2 separate regions of the Homo sapiens genome follow, and region 2 is linked to region 1. The links are chromatin loops, found by intact Hi-C in ENCODE. Cell type or tissue: endothelial cell of umbilical vein. All regions are shown on one strand. Each heading gives the region's core, and the rest is flanking DNA. Links, peaks and the distances in the headings are about the cores only. Region 1 overlaps FRMD4A (FERM domain containing 4A). Region 2 overlaps FRMD4A (FERM domain containing 4A).

Region 1 (9,717 bases), core at 2,053-7,052:
GAATCGCTTGAACCTGGGAGGCAGAGGTTGCAGTGAGCTGAGATTGCGACATTGCACTCCAGCCTGGGCAACAAGAGCGAAACTCTATCTCAAACAAACAAACAAAAAAATAGTTAAGCTGGGCATGTTGGCATGCACCTATAGTCCCAGCTACTCAGGAGGCTGAGGCAGAAGGATTACTTGAGCCAGAGGTTTGAGACTGTAGTCCACTATGATTATACCTGTGAGTAACCATGCGTGCCAGTCTGGGCAATATAGCAAGACTCATCTCTGAAAAAAAAAAAAATGTTAACATGGTAAATGTGATGTTATATATATTTCACCACAATTACATAGATAGATAAATATAGATAGATGCAGATTTGCAGCCTAAACTCGTGAGCATCCTAGCGTAGCAGTGATGTGCTGAAGATTCCAAGATGCCGAAGTCAGAGCTCCTGGTTGCTCATAGTCCATCATGCAACATAAATAAAGTGAATTTCTAGTTAAAAAGAGAATTTTTTAAAATTCTTTTGCTCTAGGAAATTTGGAATGACCATCTTTCCCTATCTCATCCTGTTGTCCTTGGCCAAGACCACACAACTTTTCCCCTACCTCCTAGTAAAGCTCCCTCAGCCAACCTCTTTCTGACACTCCATTTGAGACCCTCTGCCCCCTCCAAGGCACTTAGGGGTTCCCAACAGAAACATGTTTCCTATAGAAACATCCAAGGACCCACTTGAACTAGAGGAGTAATTAAGGTTCTTGCTAGTTCCTTAGCGTATTATTTTAGAGATAAAACACCAAACTTGGAATCTGAAGACTTGGGACCTTTGCTCACATTGCTGGAGAGCAAAACCACCTCGGACAAACCACTCTTCCCTTCCTACCCCTCAGTTTCCCCAGCAGTGAAACAGGGAGGATTATTTTACCATCTCCCTTTTGGGTGTGTTCTCCCGGTTAATTGAATGGCATCTATAAAAATAAGCTTTGGAGAGATGGAGCCTGTATTTAGCACGCTTGTTTTCTCTACTAATGACTTACAAAGTTTATTGAGAAGCCATTTATTGCCACAGAAGCAAAGCAAAGTGCCTACCCTGGTTTCGCATTTGTAGAATCAAAAGCAGTTTGCGTCCTTTGGTTTTGCTGGTACACGCCCTGGGTTTGTGCAGGGACAATGATGTGGTTTAATCAGGCTGGGGCAGCCTTTATATTCGGTATGAAGCCACTCTGCATTGCAGTATTCTATGAAACCGGGGCACAAACACACAAAGGCTAGGGCACATGGGCACATGGCAGTGTCGGGGTGGGGAGGCTGAGCCAATGACCCACCACGGGGACTGACAAAAGAAACACCCAACAGCATTTTTATTGTATCTGGTGGGTTGTTTCTGGTTAGGAAGAGAAAGGTATGAGGTGGTAGTAGACATGCTATTTTTACAGATAGGGCTTTGCTGAAGGAATGTGCTGAACTCATAGGCTATTGCTTTTTGTCTTCTCAGATGGAAACATTGCCAGTGAAGACAGCTCCCTCTCAGATGCCCTTGTTCTTGAGGATGGTAGGTTTATGCATTTCCTGCTTACAAACCTACAGCTCAGAGTAAACAGAGATGAATTTCTATGTAGTCTGGGGATTGCCTTGTGTAAAGGCAAGAGCCAGGCCAAAAGGCAGCTGGGCTCCCTGCAAGCTCTCTCATTTCCCAGTATTCACCTCTTTGGTTGGGAGTGGGTAGGTGCTGCATAAACCCATGTGTATTAGAGCTTTTCATCAGTGAGTGGTGCTTTACTTTTTTAGAAGCCAAAAACTTTTTTTTTTTTTTTTGAGACAGGGTCTCACACTATTGCCCAGGCTGGAGTGCAGTGGTATGATCTCGGCTCACTACAACCTCTGCCTCCTAGGCTCAAGTGATTCTTCCACCTCAGCCTCCCTAGTAGCTGGGACTACAGCATGCCACCACACCTGGCAATTTTTGTATTTTTTTGTAGAGACTGGGTTTGCCATGTTGCTCCTGGGTTCAAGCGACCCACCCACCTCGGCCTCCCAAAGTGCTGGGAGGATTACAGGCAGGAGCCACCATACCTGGCCCAAAACCACGTTTAGCTAGACAGAGAATCTACACACTAGGCATAGCTTCCTTTTGAGTATTCATGGTATCTAAAAGAAAAGGGTAGAAATTGATTTAGATCACAAATCAAAGATTGAAACCCACTAGGAGAGTGTAAGGATCGTGAGAAGAAATGGAACACACCCTCTGTTGCTTCCCAAGACAGTAGTGAAAGTAAGAGGGGAGATATCCCAGTAGATACACACTCAGGCTGGAAAACTGTCTTATTATTTCCCACTGAACTCTTAAAACCTGGCAGTTAGGATATTTTCTTGGGAAATTCTTAAAAAAACAGAACTGATCCCTCCCCCAACCCCCATCACCACCATACGTCGGGGAAGAAAGAATTCCAAACCCAGAACCATGTGAGAATACTCCTGTGGATGTTTAACCATCGTACTGGGAGGCGGGTACATTAATTATATGGAAATATATTAAGTGGCAGTTAATTTTTTTGCCCTGTATGGAAACCTCAGGCAGGCAGTGATAAGTGGCTGTTCAGATGGAAAGCATGAAAGGTCCACACTAGTCATAGTAATAATGATAATTGCAATAATAATAATGATTGCTCTTGATGTGAGGAAAGTCTGGCGGATTATTTACCCAGTCACCTTGGCTGTGCTATTAGAAATCAGATTGGAATATATTTGTCTGCTTCATTACAAGCCGGGGACGCCATTGGGCTACAAGGAAATGGGGGGCTTGAGCATCAGAGATCCCAGCCCTGCGGTTGGCCTCTGAGTATCCCAGTCTCCCCTGGAAAGGGAAGAAAAATTGAGAGATTCCTTGGTAGTAGAGGGGTGCCTGGAGCAATAGGTAATGTCACGGGGTAATTTTGAGATATCATTCCGTGATTCCAGCTTCTTCCCCGTGTTCCAGATGCAGACCCCTGGACTTCCTCACAGGTGTCGGCACATCCTTTTGCCACAGTCCCACTGCAGGGTCTCTTTCTGGGGACTCTTCCTTTACTGATTTGAGGGCAAAGGAGGAGTGGGTGCATAGTGGGTGTCCACGGCTGGGGGACTGAGAATTAGGCTGTGAAACAAGTCGCTGGAAATGGATTTAGGGGCAAGTGAATGGTAGTTGGTTGGTTGTAAGGTTTGCTTCTGTGCTTTTTTCCCCTCCACCTCCCATGTCTGCCTTCCCTGTGAAGCCTGAATCGTTCCCTCCTCTCTCTTCTCAATGCTGACCTGCCCTAGCCTGAAGTCCTCATTCATCCCCCTCTCTAGTCTCTCTCCCTTCCTTTCTAGTTTTAGAACACTGCCAGGTGAATAGTTCTAAAACAGGATTTTTCACTCCGACGCATCCGTGCTTAAGACATCGCAAAGTTTTCCTGTGGCTTTTCAAAATCTCAACTCGGAATTCCAGGCCCCCATCAGTCGGGCTCTTGGCTCACATGGTGCACACAGAAGGCGGCTGTGCTGGCCAGAGCTCTGCCCTTACTCCCCCTGCCCCTCCTCACCAGCCCCTGCCTGGCCAGATGTGCCTGCAGCTGGTACCCTGCCCTCAGGGCCTCCACACTTTGGTTCAAGCCCTTCCTTCCTCCTCCTCTTTGCCTGCCCACTGCTCAAGCCCCTTCAAGACCAGCCTCTCCCACAGCACCTCCTAGACTCACTGAATTTGCTTTTTCTGAAAGTCCTCTAGCGCACTGACGTGTTAGATCATTTCTTTCCTGGAGGCAGGGAATCATTTATTAATACATAATCTTTGTAGCTCATCTCCTTAAAAAAGTTAAGGCAGTTTCAAAATTAAAATATAGAGGAAGAGATTAAAAGAGAATAAACACAGCTCTGGGGGAAAAAAGCAGAGTAGACACCCGATCCACCCAGCAGGTATTTACAATGGACATATAGACCCTCATTCATTTTTTCTTCTCCAACCAATGGTTATCAAGCACCTACTATGTGTCGGCTGAGGATCTAGCAGCAGATGAAACAGACAAAACTCTCCCAGAACTCAGACCCTCCCACAGTGAATCAGATGCTTAGCATCTGTTGAAAGACAACTTAGCACTACAGCAGTAACTACATTTTGCTGTTTAGTGTGAAGCAGTCATTTGTTGGTGGTATTTAATGACGTTCAGACTTCACTCCATTCGTGTCTAATCAAAAGTGACGCATCTCTTCCCATGCAATCCCGCCTGCAGTGGAGGTTTGGCTTGCCCTGGTTTGGTTTGACTCGTCTTGACTTGTCTTGGCAACTGGGGAAGAGTTTCAGGGTTTCTCATCACAGGGGTGAAGGTGTGGGTTTGGCTGTGTGGCTCCAAGGTGCGGGTGGAGGGGTGTAGGGGTTCTGTCTCAGCCTGTGGGAAGGATGACCGGGGCTCAGTTCCTCTCTTCCTGTCTTTGTGCAGAAGACTCTCAGGTTACCAGCACAATATCCCCCCTACATTCTCCTCACAAGGGACTCCCTCCTCGGCCACCGTCGCACAACAGGCCTCCTCCTCCCCAGTCCCTGGAGGGACTCCGACAGATGCACTATCACCGCAACGACTATGACAAGTCACCCATCAAGCCCAAAATGTGGAGTGAGTCCTCTTTAGATGAACCCTATGAGAAGGTCAAGAAGCGCTCCTCTCACAGCCATTCCAGGTGAGCTGCATCGTGAATGAGGCCAAATGAGGCCTCCCTCTATGCTCTGGAAGAATCAAAGGGCCGTCCCAAGTAGCATCCACGGTGACAAAATCCACATCAACCTAGTTCCTCCCCGTGGGGTTTGCCTTTCACGGGGCCGTGCTCACAGCGCCCTCTGCTGCCGACACTGTTGAGGTACATTTTTGTGACTCAGAGAAATTGGGGCTTTGGCCCACAATCAACGTGATGGCAGATGGTTTGAATGCTGTTAAATTCCAGAGGAATTAATTAGGAAATCTCAGGCAGCGCTATTCTGAAATAGCAAGTGAAAGTCCACTCGGAGCAAATGCAGAGTGGTTCAGAACTCTACCCCCTCATCCAGCAGAATTCTCCAGCCAAGCAGCTGTAATCCAAGCTGTGTATTATCAGCTCATTACCGGGCTGACTTTGTAGGGAGGTTTTTTTTGGGGGGGAAGGCATTTTCGGTCTGCTTCTCTGTTTTTCCCATTTCCTTTAATCACCCTACCAAGCTCCAAGGGGGGTGCCAGGACAGGTAAATATTTGTTTCTTGGAAAACAAAAACTGTAAGGGCAGGACCGTCACACTGCCTGACACAGAGAAGGCTGACCAGGGTTTTCCTCTCATATTGCCTAGGTTGGGAGGGGGGAGGGCATACCCCCTGCTGGGGAAAGGCTGAGAACCACAGTAGAGGTCTGACCAAGCGAGGTGGGAGTCACGGGCGAGCTTTCCCCACATGCTGGGATCATTGTCCTGAACTAGCCAGCCCCCCAGGAAAGGTGCTGTCTGTCTGGCGGTGACCACGTGGCATCCTTGGCTTTGCAGCAGCCACAAGCGCTTCCCCAGCACAGGAAGCTGTGCGGAAGCCGGCGGAGGAAGCAACTCCTTGCAGAACAGCCCCATCCGCGGCCTCCCGCACTGGAACTCCCAGTCCAGCATGCCGTCCACGCCAGACCTGCGGGTCCGGAGTCCCCACTACGTCCATTCCACGAGGTGAGTCTGCCTGGCCTTCCTGCTCAGACCAAGCCTTCCTTTTTAAAATTGGGCATTGTCAGCCCCAAGCTGGCCCAAATAATGGATGAGCTACAGTCAGACCTGAACCTGGGAGGATAAATGAAGCGGAATAAAAAACCAAGCTGGCAGCAGTCAACCCCCGTTAGCCAAGAGACCCATGCACAGGGCACTTGGAGTCAGCCAAAGAATCCCCGGGCTTCTGGAGACAGGGAGCATGGAAAGTTTCCTAAGCAAAGCAGAGGCCACAGAGGCTGGCTGGGTTAGCATGGGAAGAGGTCTTCTATCTTTCTACTGAGGCCTAAATTTATACTGGACTTCCTTTAGTGCCTCAAAATGTAAATTCATAAAGAGCAAAAGAGCCAGGCAAAAATGAGGCTTCAGTGAATCACACCTTCTGTTTCTTTTTTTTTTTTTTTTTTTGAGATGGAGTCTTGCTCTGTCACCCAGGCTGGAGTACAGTGGCGCGATCTTGGCTCGCTGCAACCTCTGCCTCCCGTGTTCAAGCGATTCTCCTGCCTCAGCCTCCCAAGTAGGTGGGATTACAGGCACCTACCACCACGCCTGGCTAATTTTTGTATTTTTTAGTAGAGACGGGGTTTCACCATGTTGGCCAGGCTGGTCTGGAACTCCTGACCTCAGGTGATCCACCCACCTTGGCCTCCCAAAGTGCTGGGATTAGAGACGTGAGCCACCGCTCCTAGCCACACCTTCTTTTTCTAAAAAGAAGCAAACCAGATCACGGAGGGCCACGTGATGGGGGCTTTCATCCCCCTTCTGAGTGGCAGTCGGAAGTGGGACTCGCCTCTTCCTGTGCTTGGCCCGTGGGGCCGCTGTGAAGTTCACATGCAGTCCCAGCATCGGGCAACATCATCTGCCATGTGATACTGTTTTGCACTTCCCTAAGCCCTGAGTGGACTCAAACGAGCAGAATGAATTATAAAGTAATGGTATGGTGAGTATTTGCATCATTCATTGTTTAATTATCTCATTTGCCACCAACCTTCTATTTCCCAGTTTTCACAGGAAAGGGGAGTCTATTTATATGGATCATGTAATAGTATTTGGTTAAACAATATGAAGGGCCTCTGTAGGACTGCTTTTATCTGATCTGTAAATAGGGACATTTCATCTGGTTTGTGTTTTCTTTTTTTTTTTTTTTTTTTTTTTTTAAGAGAGACAGGGTCTTGCCCTGTTGCCCAGGCTGGAGTGCAGTGGTTTGATCATAGCTTACTGCATCCTCAAGTGATCCTCCCTCTTCAACCTCCTGACTAGCTGGGACCCCTGGTGTACAACACTACACCCAGCTAATTTTCTAATTTATTTGTAAGAGATGAGGTCTTACAGTGTTGCACAGGATGGTCTCAAATTCCCAGGCTCAAGCAATTCTTCAGCCTCCTGAAGCACTGGGATTACAGGCGTGGACCACAGTGCCCAGCCCTATCTGGTTTAACATGATACTAAGGATTCTGTGATTCTCTTTGTGTCTATAGAATTATTTAAAAAAAAAAAAAAACCCAGAAATCGAAACCTTTCTGTGAGTCCTAGCTTCAGTCCCACTTCCCACTGGGAATCATGGTGGAGACCCCAGGTTCACCTCCCGCAATGGGCAGTTCCCGGATCCCTGGGGCAGCCCTGCTGAGTGAGACTCTGGCTTGCTGGGCTGGGGCCTGCGCCCGCGTGCAGACACCCAGTGCCCTCCTCAGGACCCCCTCCTCCCCGGAGCACCCCTCCTTGGGCCCACTCCCCACCCCCAGACCAACCCGGGTCGTCTCCCGGCAGGTCGGTGGACATCAGCCCCACCCGACTGCACAGCCTCGCACTGCACTTTAGGCACCGGAGCTCCAGCCTGGAGTCCCAGGGCAAGCTCCTGGGCTCGGAAAACGACACCGGGAGCCCCGACTTCTACACCCCGCGGACTCGTAGCAGCAACGGCTCAGACCCCATGGACGACTGCTCGTCGTGCACCAGCCACTCGAGCTCGGAGCACTACTACCCGGCGCAGATGAACGCCAACTACTCCACGCTGGCCGAGGACTCGCCGTCCAAGGCGCGCCAGAGGCAGAGGCAGCGGCAGCGGGCGGCGGGCGCACTGGGCTCAGCCAGCTCGGGCAGCATGCCCAACCTGGCGGCGCGCGGGGGTGCGGGGGGCGCGGGGGGCGCGGGGGGCGGTGTGTACCTGCACAGCCAGAGCCAGCCCAGCTCGCAGTACCGCATCAAGGAGTACCCGCTGTACATCGAGGGCGGCGCCACGCCCGTGGTGGTGCGCAGCCTGGAGAGCGACCAGGAGGGCCACTACAGCGTCAAGGCTCAGTTCAAGACGTCCAACTCCTACACGGCGGGCGGCCTGTTCAAGGAGAGCTGGCGCGGCGGCGGCGGCGACGAGGGCGACACGGGCCGCCTGACGCCGTCGCGATCGCAGATCCTGCGGACTCCGTCGCTGGGCCGCGAGGGCGCCCACGACAAGGGCGCGGGCCGTGCCGCCGTCTCAGACGAGCTGCGCCAGTGGTACCAGCGTTCCACCGCCTCGCACAAGGAGCACAGCCGCCTGTCGCACACCAGCTCCACCTCCTCGGACAGCGGCTCGCAGTACAGCACCTCCTCCCAGAGCACCTTCGTGGCGCACAGCAGGGTCACCAGGATGCCCCAGATGTGCAAGGCCACGTCAGGTGAGAGGGGGCGGCCAGGTGCACGCGGGAAGACCTGAGGGCGAACTGCTTGCCGGTGTCAAGGGCTACCGCGGGGAAGGTACCCTTAGGACTGGGTGCAGTGAGGAACGGGAATCATTAATTAATTCTGGGAACGCTGCTGTTAGATGCGGGAGACTTGAGGTCTTCCAGGCCTTTGTTGACCCCGCCCCGTTCTAACCCTAATCTTGCACCATAACCGTGCACCTGACCCTCCAGAGTGCACTGGGCCAGCTCTCCCATTTCTCCTTGTAAAGACAGAAATCTAAGAAAGTTAGTTAGGTAAAGTAAAAGTAATGTCTCTGGGTTTATCCAACCAAAGGTGTCTTTTACCCTAGTGAGGAGAGTATCCCAGTGAAAGCCCACAGCTGTAGCTTGCAAAGGAAGCTGGGTTGGGGATGGGCTTGGGTCAAGCCTAGAGATTTGGCCAGTGTCTCCCCAGATGGGGGCAGACTGGCTAATAAACAGTGCCAGAGCTGTGCGTTTGACAGAATTCCTGGCTGCTCCTGGCTTTCCCATTTCGATGATGATGTTATGCCATAGCCACAAACTATTATTTAAGTGTCTTAAATATCCTTGACGTTATATCTGAAAATTTCTATAAAGTTTACCTTATATTCTCATACTCAAGAGCATTGGGCGGTATTGAATCAAGTAAAAAACAAAAAAAAAAGGAAGAAACCACTCATTCCCTTAAGTTACATTTAATAACAGTGACAATGACCAACATTGAGCAGTTGCCTCGTGCTCCGGTCTCAGCACTGGCTTATTAACATACTCTTACCACTCAGAGAGGGACACTGAGGAGAAGAGAAATGGTAAACATCATAAGAATAAAATGAGAGGTAAGAATAAAATGAGAGTCAGAAGCAAATGGGAGGAACTCTGAGTCAGGAATTTGGTAAAGATCGGGGGAAACAGAGTGACCTGAGATAATGGGGGGTTCATCTTTGGGGAACTGTAGGAGATTCTTGGTGCCTGGAGACAGCAGGGCAAAGAGGAAGGAAGAACCTGGATGCCCTAGCGAGCCAGGCTCTGGCATTCTATCCCCACATCCCCGTGGACGTTTATTAGGGTCCACTGGCCAAATGACAAGCTCCAAAGATCAGGTAATGGTGGGTGTTCCGTGGACTTCGGGGTCCCAGAACCTTCTTTATGTTCCTTCTTCATCTGTAAAATAGCCCAGTGAAATTTGCCATTGACTCCCCAGGAAGATCTTGAGTATGATCATTCTGTGACCCTATTAGATAAAGAACCAACGTTTTGTAAATATCTCCAACAAACAGGAGGGTTTATGTTCTATCAAAACTGCAGCACTGGTCTAGTAGATTTGCTTTATGTAAA
Region 2 (9,717 bases), core at 1,565-6,564, 97 kb before region 1:
ATTTCATATTCAAATGGCAAAGGTGTGCATTCAGTTTTAATTGTATTCCTGCAGCAAATAGGATGATAACTGCAGGAAGCTGAACTCATCTCATTCAGTAGAGAAACTCTCATGATTATAGAATGTACTTTAGAGTCTCTAACATTGGCTTAGTGTATTTCGCTGATGTTGAATTTTTTCTTCTACAGGAGGCAAAGGGAGATTTTTCTAGGTAAGTTTACAATTTTGTTGTTGTGTTGTTTAAAATGTAAGCCCTTGCTTCTCTATTAAAAGAAACTAATCAGGATGTCCTTTTTAGGTGGACAATTTATTCATGTTATATGTTAATGATGAGATCTAACTCTCAACTTGTCCACTGAAACAGATAGATCAGGTGGAGAAAATATAGTAATAGCAAGGGAGATATTCTCCACTACATGCAAAGCCCGGAGATTACTGGAAAGCTGACATTAGGCCCAGCGTCACACATGCCCATTGTCCTGAGGTTGGACAGGCTGCTCAAATGTCTCGTAGAGGCTGGAATCACCACTGTGGTGTAAATATGATTGCAGATAACCTGTCAGTCCTGACAAGTAGGTGGACATCTTTTTTTCTCTCAATGTAGTCCCTGCCCCTCAAGGGACAAAATACTTTCTTACAGGGAAATTTCATTCGTGAAAATGTTACAACATAAAAATACCCCACCTCTGCTTTCCTTCTGTCTTAGGATATTGTGTTGGAGAAAACATAAACAGACAACTACTGGGAATCTGTGAATGTTGTTAATAACCCTGTAAAACTGCAAACTTGTCATTTATTTCATTCATCACCATATGTTGATCAGTATGGCTGAAATTGCCCTGAAATCGCCCTGAAATCTCTTGTGATCATCACCAGACCCTGCACAGAGCAGAGGGTGTAGCCAACCACTAGCAGGACTATCTGCTCAAAGATAGTCGTTATTCCTGGGATTCTGTTTGATCAAGCTCCTCTGAAAAAAAAAAAAAAGGCCAGGGTAGCCCATTCTGGAGAATCAAGGTTTAGAGGCAAAAAGAGTGAACCACATGAACAGGAAAGGAAAGCATCAAGGCGTAAGGTTCTGGCCCATTAACAGGAAATTAGCAAATTGGTATTAAAAAGAAACACAGATCGTACCTCTGCTCCATCTAAGAACCTGTCTGTTTCCCCATGCTTTGAGGGATTTTATCTGTAAATGCAGCAAAAACTACTTCTGTTGGTGGCCACCTGTAGTTGGCTGTCTTTGTCACTGGTTTTTCAGGTCTCAACTGCTTTCTCCTTGCTCTCCATGTACACTTCTCATGCTTGCTTTTTTATTATTATTATTTTTTAATTTTTTTCAGAGACAAGGTCTCCTTCTGTTACCCAGGCTGGAGTGCAGTGGTGCAGTCATGTCTCACTGTAACCTCCAGCTCCTGGGCTCAAGTGATCCTCCTGCCTCAGCCTCCCAAGTTGCTGGGACTACAGGCATGAGTCACTGCACCGGGCTAATTATTTTATTTTATTTTTTGTAGAGATGAGCTCTCACTATGTTGACTGTTCTCAGTCAGACATCTCAGCAAAAGCAAAAAATTATTTTACAGTCTAAAACAAGGATCGGCGAGCTTTTTTTGTTGAGGGCCAGATTGTCAGTATCTTGAGTTTTGCACGCAGTACGATCTCTGTTTCAATTACACAACTCTTCCTAAGTGCAAAAGCAGCCCCATAGGATAAGTAAATGGATGAGCCTGATTGTGTTCCAATAAAACTTTATTTATGGATACAGAAATATGAATTTCATATAAATGTTCATGTATCACAAAATATTCTTCTTCTTTTGGTTTCTTTTTCCAATCAGTTAAAAGTGTAAAAGCCATCCTTAGTTCATGGGTAATACATAAACAAGCAGAGGACTGGATTTGTCTAGGGGGTTGTAGTTGCTGACTCTGATCTCAAATGCCATCTCTTCAGCTCTGTTTGAATATTTGCATAAAGAGACCTCCAGGCCCCTTTTATTTAAGTTCTCCAAGTTTTTGGTATAAAGCAGTGGTAGTCAAATTTTTAAATAGATAATGACTGTAAGTAGCTTTGGCTGGAGACCTTGAACTTTGTAGGTGGCCAGTAACCATTTACCGAATTTGCTAAACATAATGTTTTCAGGTTACAGAAACTAAATCTTGTTACAATTTTTATTTGTCACTTTTTTATGACATTAATTTGGCCTTGGAATTTGGGGTTTTGATAAGTGCCAGTCCATATCTACTTACAAAGATTTCTGAAGTCCCATGAAAAAATGATTTAAAAACCACAAATCCAATGGATTCCAGTGTCTAGTCTACTTACTCACATTTTTCCCTCCACATTTCTTTCGCCAGCTCTGAACTCTGCTGTAAATATTATTTATTTTGAGAGTACCCTGACGGGATGGAATGTGAACTGGGAATAGCATGATCTGGCCCCACGGATCATGGGAACGTGTGGCCACATGGATTGCCAGGGAGAAGGAAGTGCAGGCTTGGCCTCCACAGTAATTCATGGCCCCCTAATGAGCTTCTGGAATGCCAGCTTGTTGGCTGAATTCAAAGAAACAAAGGATCCGGGTTGTGCTCCATTTGTCAAAGTGCTACTGCTACCTAGCAGTTTGTTTGTAAGCGCAGCTGTCTGGGAAGAGAAATCACTGTCAGGAGAGGGGAGAGGTCAGACACCTTATCCAAAAGGTCAGTTTATCTCACAGCCTAAAACCTACACCATGGACGGTGGGGGTGATTTGTTACATGGGAGTCTCTGATAAACACCCTTTTTCTGTAGCAGGCCCATGCTAGTAAAGCCATCTTCAGAGGTCCAGAGAAACTAGTACACTTGAGTGGCCTAAAATTGTGGAGTAATAGAAGTAATTCCAAATTCCTTCCCATCTGCTTCTGGGAAGATACCCAACACGTCGAAATTGACCACATTCGGTTCAGTGGCTAAACATTAGGTATTTTAGATGTCCCATTCTCATAACTTATGTAATTTATATAAATAAATTTATTTATGATTTATTATAGAAAGTTGTTTTTGCTATTGATGCAGGATTTTTTGCTCCTTAGTTCAACTAAAATCCAGCTTCTTGTCTCACGACCAGGAAAAAATAGGCACATGGACACACTGAAGGGAGAGGAGAGTGGATTATTAAGCGAAAAGAAGGCTCTCAGCAAAAAAAGAGAGGGTCCTGCCAACAGGCTCCCACCTCACAGATTGAATATCAGTCTCCTCCCCTGCATAAGGCATGAATTCTTGGTGGCTCCACCCCCTTCTCCTAGTGCACATGTGGGCCCCAGTCCCTTGCAGGCACGCCCGGGCAAGACCCTGTGCAGGTTTCCTTATCTGCATCTGCATGCCTCCTGCATCTATCACTATTATTAAATGCATGACTATATAACCTCAGTTTTATTTAAAGGAATGGCTTTGACTTCCATACTGTAGATATGTTTTCCTGAACCACATTAATAAAATACCAGCTTAGAACACACAGAACCCTAGAAAAGGCTTTTCTAGATATAACACAGGGTCTAGGGCTGAACTCAAAGATCTTCTAAAATCCAGAGGATCCAATAACCTTTTAAATGAATGGCCACACACAAAAGATAAAGTAACTCTTTCATAGCCTGAAAGGTCCTGAATCTAAAACTTCCCAAAAGGCTATTTTCTTCAGGATACTATTATCCTAGATATTTACATTTCAGGGACTATATCCAAATTACATTTATGTGGAATGAGTATTAATTCATAAATTATGGGAGCAGTTTCCTTGAGGTACAAGAGAAAAGGGGATTGCTTTTACAAAAGAGAAGTCAAGGGCTGGGTGTGGTGGCTCATGCCTGTAATCCCAGCACTTTGGGAGGCCAAGGCAGGTGAATCACCTAAGGTCGAGAGTTCAAGACCAGCCTGGCCAACATGGTGAAACCCTGTCTCTACTAAAAATACAAAAATTAGCCAGGTGTGGTGGTGTGCGCCTGTAATCCCAGATACTCGGGAGGCTGAGGCAGGAGAATTGCTTGAACCTGGTAGGCGGAGGTTGCAGTGAGCTGAGATCGTGCCATTACACTCCAGCCTGGGTGACAAGAGCAAAACTCCCTCTCAAATAAAAAAAAGACGAAGTCAAAAGTGCTGATACACCTTAATGGAAAGAGAACTATATAAAGACAACTGTGAACCGTAGCTACTCTTTCTCATGAAACTCACTTGCTCTTCCGTTTCTTCTTTTGGGCTCTCTGTTTTGCTCAGCAGATGCCTGAAGGCTTATTCTTACATAACTGTCTTTTCTTTCCCACTAACAAAATAGCTCACTTCCTTGTCTTATTGGACTTTACACTGAAATGTCAGGTTTAGCGTGCTGAGAGAAAATGACTGTTATCTAGATAGATGATTAGTATCGCCTGCCATAGAAGAGATACAGACCACACATGTTCATATTCTACCAAATGGAGGACAAATTTGTACGATACTTCTAAAGGTTTAGGAAATAGTCTTATCTAAAAATAACATTTTTTCACTTTTATTGTTTTCCTTAGCACAGCATGTAGTAATCTCATTTCATTTCCTGATGTATATACATGTAAAACAAAAAACCTCATGTCTGTCGACAATCAGGAAGTCAGTAGAGTTGGCATTTCTCTTTAAAAACAATTCAGTAGCCTCCAAGCTGTTAACAAAGGCAGCTGTGGGCCAAATATTTGGAAGACAAGAACCGATGCAGTTTAAAAACAAAAAATTGTCTTTCGATAATCGCTGTTGACCATTGGCCAACTAACTAACAGACATTATCTATGATTCTTACATACTTTATTCATCGTAAACAGTGCAGGGTTTTGAGAATGGAGCACTGATGTTTTCTGTTTCAAAGCTTTTTTAAAAACTCTTGGGTTATGATAGAAAAACTAATGTTCTCTTCCTTAAAAAGTTCAGTGCAGAGAATACCTCATTTAATCGACTGATAGGACGTCCAATTTTCTAGTTATATTCTAATTTAATTTAACAGAAGTCTCATTGCAACACTGTACTGAGGGAGATATCACATACAAAAACTTGATTTTTTGGTTTTTGTCTATAAGGGACCTTAACTGAAAACCTTATCAGCCAATCTCCTTACCCTGATTTTGAGAATCACTTCACCTCTGCCAGCCCTTCTGATCTTTCTAAAAATGTGCCGCAAATTTTCTTAAAATAATAACTTTAAGCAAAGCATGGTGGCTCACGTCTTTAATCCCAGCACTTTGGGAGGCCGAGGCGGATGGATTGCTTGAGGCCAGGAGTTCGAGACCAGCCAGGGCAACGTGACAAAACCCCGTCTCCACTAAAAATACAAAAACAATTAGTCGGGCATGGTGGCGTGTGCCTGTAGTCCCAGCTACTTGGGAGGCTGAGGTGGGAGGATTGCTTGATCCCAGGAGGCAGAGGCTGCCGCTGCAGTGAGCCGAGATTGCACCACTGCACTCCAGCCTGAGTAATAGAGCGAGACCCTGTCTCAAAAAATAAAATAAAAAATAACGTTTAGCATTTTGCAATATTGAAGTACTTTTAAAATGCTTTGCGCTAAACAATGCAAATCACAAATGCCAAAATCACACTACCTTTGAAATAAAGAATCGTCCATACATTAACAGAGACAAGTAAAAAACATCTGTTCTATAGAATTTTTTGTTAACAAGATTTATTGAAACCAGATCAGTAAAGCTGTGTTACTCTGGACCCTCTTCTGGGACCTGGAAATATTTTTGTTTCCGAGGACTGGATATACTGATGCTAATCACTAAAACAGGATTCTCCCAGCATGAGATTTATTAAGACCAGAAAGCAAACAGCACCTGGAAAAGACAGATAGTAAGGAAATTCCGTGTAAAGATTCTTGGTCCACGTTTTGCCTACCTGGCTCTGTTCAGCAGAACCCATCACATGCTTAAGAGGCGATGGAAGGGACCCTGTGTCTACAGGCTCACCATTCCAAATAAACATAGCCACCAAAGGAAAAGAACTCAGGTTTTGATTGAATACTTGGGGGCCAGTTTACATGACATCTCTACAAGATGAAATGCCAGTCCAAGTGAGAGAATATCAGCTTATCAGAGCTTAGTGAGTGTCGGCTAAGAAATCTTAGTGTATACCTGTGGTGTCAGTCTGCAAGTTACTAATTCTGTTTCTTTAAAACAAAAAATGAAAAACAGCTTGCTTTTAGAAACAGAACAATGCATCACCCAATCAATGGAAACAAATAGTAGCAGTCCCTCATTAACAAGGAAAATTGATTTTCACCTCCATTTTAGAAGAGGAGTTGGAGTATTTATTTGTGCTGAAAAATTCCCATTAACTTCCACAAACCACATGTTATTAGGTGCCCAGGGGAGCGGTTAGAGGCAAAAATGTAAAGACCTTTTAGTATTTTATCTTCTATAAACCATGGGATGGTGTGCTCACTAGTGTGGAAAGAAATTTTTATGGCCCAAAAAGAGTGCCTTCTTGGTTTTCTCTTTCTTTCTTTGAAATCTGTTCTGCCTTTATAAAGAGCCATGTGTGAATTAATATAAACTGAACTCAACTTACTGGTATCCGAAAATTCCAGGTTTGTAAGTCTTTTTTGCCAGGCCAGAGGGTGCCTTTTGGGAAGTCACAGGCTAGAGGAAGAGCTTTAGATGATCAACAGGAAAAGAACACGAAGAACTAATTTTCTTCTAAAAGACTTTTTTTGAGTAATATAAACGTTTATATCGATTGCGATCTTTAAAAAGATGACAAAGTCATTTTCTTGCCAGCTACAACATGGAGACTTGATTAATCTAAAGCAGCAGTCTGTAAATCACAATTCCTAGTATACCAATATCATTTCCCTGCACTTACAGAAGTGGTTTTACTACCACAGCTTTAGCTCTAGCTCTAGCTAGCTCGGTTTCAAATCGTTATTAGATCATTTGGGGCATATTTCCCTACGATTTTTAAATTGACCACTTGAAAATAAACAGCTGGCATGATCATATGGTACGAGAAATAGACTTGCTGAGGCTTTTAGATAATTCCTGAAAAAATACTCAGTTATGTCTGAAATAGTTAACATTGGGAACATAACTTATGTAACTTAACAGTAACTTTAATATCTACCTAAACTTTCAAATTTCCCTGTTGGAAACATCCTAGAAAAAAAAAAGTTGATCTGTTAAACTTGAAACACACCTAACAGCCCAAAGAAGAGTTTTTGTGGGAAGAATTGAAATTAATATAATTCTCATATACTATTTATATACTGTTTTACACACACACACACACACACACACACACACACACGAAAGAATTGTGTGTGGCGTTTTCCCATGATTTAAAAATGACTTTAAGGGCCATGAGTAATTGAAGAGCAGATGGAATCTTTCACACCAGCAAGAGCTTTTGAAAGGAACAGAATCTGTGAAAATTTGAAGCAAAATGTTCAAGTGGAAAAGTTATAAATTGTTACAGAAAGCTTTGTTTTGTGCACTAAAGTCTATTTGATGGAGCTTTCAAGTGTGTAATTCACATTTTCAAAGCATAAAAAAGTATTTGGATAGGGATAGGGTAGTTTTTTTTTTGCAGGATGATATTCTTCAAATTCTATGCGAATTGCTTAGAAGCCAAGTAAGGAGGAAATTTTGTATTATGACAGCTTACTTCTTTTGTTAGGCATTTATTTAACATATTAAAATATCATATTTTCAGTTATACCTGTGAACAGCAAAACGTTTCATGGCTATGGTACTGTGTCAGTTTTTCAGAGTGGAAATTCTGAAACTAAAGGGTGATACTGAGAAATATAGAAAGTTAATCGTTTCTTCTTGGGCTTTTTGAGAAAATTATTTGCCTGAAATTGTAGACTTATGAAACAATTTTTAAATTTGTCTTAAATTTTACATGTTTATACCTAACATAAATTAGAAATTCATAAAACTTCATTTCACCCCAGAAAACGAGACTCGGTAATCAAGGAAGAAATCCTTACTTATATAACTTAACAATTAGCAACAGAAATAAAGGCACTGCCAGACACTGTGGCTCACGCCTATAATCCCAGCACTTTGGGAGGCCAAGGCAGGAGGATTGCTTGAGCCCAGGAGTTCAAGATGAGCCTAGGCAACATAGTGAGACCTCATCTCTACAAAATATTTAAAAAATTAACCAGGTGCAGTGATAAGCACCTGTAGTCCCAGCTGCTTGGAGGCTAAGGCAGGTGGTTCACTTGAGCCTGGGAGGTGGAGGCTGCAGTGAGCCATGATCTCAAAACTGCGCTCTAGCCTGGGCAACAAAGCGAGACCCTGTCTCAAAAAAAAAAAAAAAAAAAAATAGAAAGGTACATATTTCATCAATGTGTTTGCAATGTTGCCCCCAACAAACAGTTGGTAAATTCATGTGATTTATCTATGATTCATGCCCAGAATTCAGAATCCCATGCTGGAAAAACCTCCTGGGGCCTCCAAGTGATTCCCTTTGTCTGTGAATGGTCACACACTATGGCAGGAAAAGTTTCTCAGACAGATGGGACCCAACCCAATGGTGGAAGACCCCTGCAACATTTCTTTCCTACACACCTGGGGAAAAAAGCATGTGATTGGGCGGAGATAGGCAGGTGCTCTCTTTTCTTTGTTGTAACCTCAGCTTCACCTTGGTTTACCAAAAAAAGGAGGAGGAAGAAAGGAAAGGGAAATTAAAGATTGTTTCCTGCATGATTTCTTAAAGATCAGCAAAGAATGAAAATCTATAACTTCCCTCATTAATCTGTCTCAGTTTTCTAGGTCCACTGTATGATCGAACAAAGGAACAGAGAGCCACGTATGTATATCTAGAACTTTAGGGTCTCAATGTTTACGAATTCAGAACTTGGCAGGATTTAGGCAGGTAATTCAGGGCTTGTACGACACCCTGGGCAGGGCCTAGGGCAGCACCTGGAATTAAACACATCAACACCTCCAGCCCAAAACATGGATATGCGCAGCAAGTGGGCGCAAATAGAAAGGTCCATCATTGCCTCATGCAAAAAGATGAAGTTTGCCGCCAGATGGGTTAAGAAATGTTTCTTAGACTCTAGCTTTTTGAATTTTGGAATTGTGATAATGGATGAAGGACCTGCAACACTCTACTTATGAAATATCCCGCCCCTGAGAACTTGACCTTCATGATTCTGCTCATAAAATATGGAGGAGTGAGGCCAATGCTAGCATTATATTACTGTTTCTGAATTGCAGGCTGTTCCTTTCTGTTACGATAGTATCACATTCTGGGTTTTGTGCTCTGCTGTTTTTGTACCAGTGCAGACAGAAACGACTGGTTTTAGCAAGAATTCTTTCACGCTAAGCCTATTCTGTTCGTCCCAAGTTTCTCCCACAAATTACATACATCTCATTTGACCCAGGGGGACTTTCTTGAAAAAGTTATTTCCAGGTTTTTTAAAGAAAAGCAAACACATTGTGGATTTTCCTCATCCTTCCCTCTCAGGTTTAATTTTTGCTCCCTTCACTTTGTGGCATCTTGGTTAAATCTGCTGTTCACTGTGGCAAATTCTCTATTTGATATATTGCTAGAAATCTTTGTTTTTCCCCAGTAGATCATTCTAACTTTCCTTGTTTCGTGAGGAGTATAGGCTGCAGAAGACAGGCACATCATCTCAAAGAAAAAAACACCACTAAATCGAAGACCAATACAGCATTGATACCACTTTTATCCTGGCAACGTTAATAACTGCCGGAG

What was found. A loop is a pair of places that touch in the nucleus more often than their neighbours do. Peaks named below come from ENCODE experiments on the same cell type or tissue, not always from the same donor. Only the 100,000 strongest peaks of a DNase experiment are listed, where the experiment ranks them.
Region 2: it touches region 1 in a loop (2.6-fold over the local background); 2 of 110 quality-filtered maps call a loop at or near these places.

What each region holds. Positions count from the first base shown.
Region 1 is chr10:13,655,274-13,664,990 of GRCh38, reverse strand. FRMD4A (FERM domain containing 4A) reads left to right here. Exons shown (of 25, transcript NM_018027.5): 19 at 1,482-1,538; 20 at 4,438-4,675; 21 at 5,501-5,668; 22 at 7,469-8,355. It also overlaps a transcript of PRPF18 not described here. Among named protein-coding and RNA genes, the nearest start is that of PRPF18, 73 kb to the right of the region's middle. RefSeq lists enhancers at 4,284-4,343, 4,674-4,723. In endothelial cell of umbilical vein, for the core only: a CTCF peak has its summit at 4,847 (motif pointing left); a DNase peak (open chromatin) is centred at 4,840; H3K27ac peaks cover 492 bases.
Region 2 is chr10:13,752,141-13,761,857 of GRCh38, reverse strand. It overlaps FRMD4A (FERM domain containing 4A), which reads left to right. Exons shown (of 25, transcript NM_018027.5): 8 at 189-211. Among named protein-coding and RNA genes, the nearest start is that of PRPF18, 170 kb to the right of the region's middle. RefSeq lists enhancers at 3,245-3,384, 2,836-3,533, 2,682-3,881, 4,116-4,305. In endothelial cell of umbilical vein, for the core only: no CTCF peak of the experiment used is centred there; DNase peaks (open chromatin) are centred at 3,337 and 4,457; H3K27ac peaks cover 1,952 bases.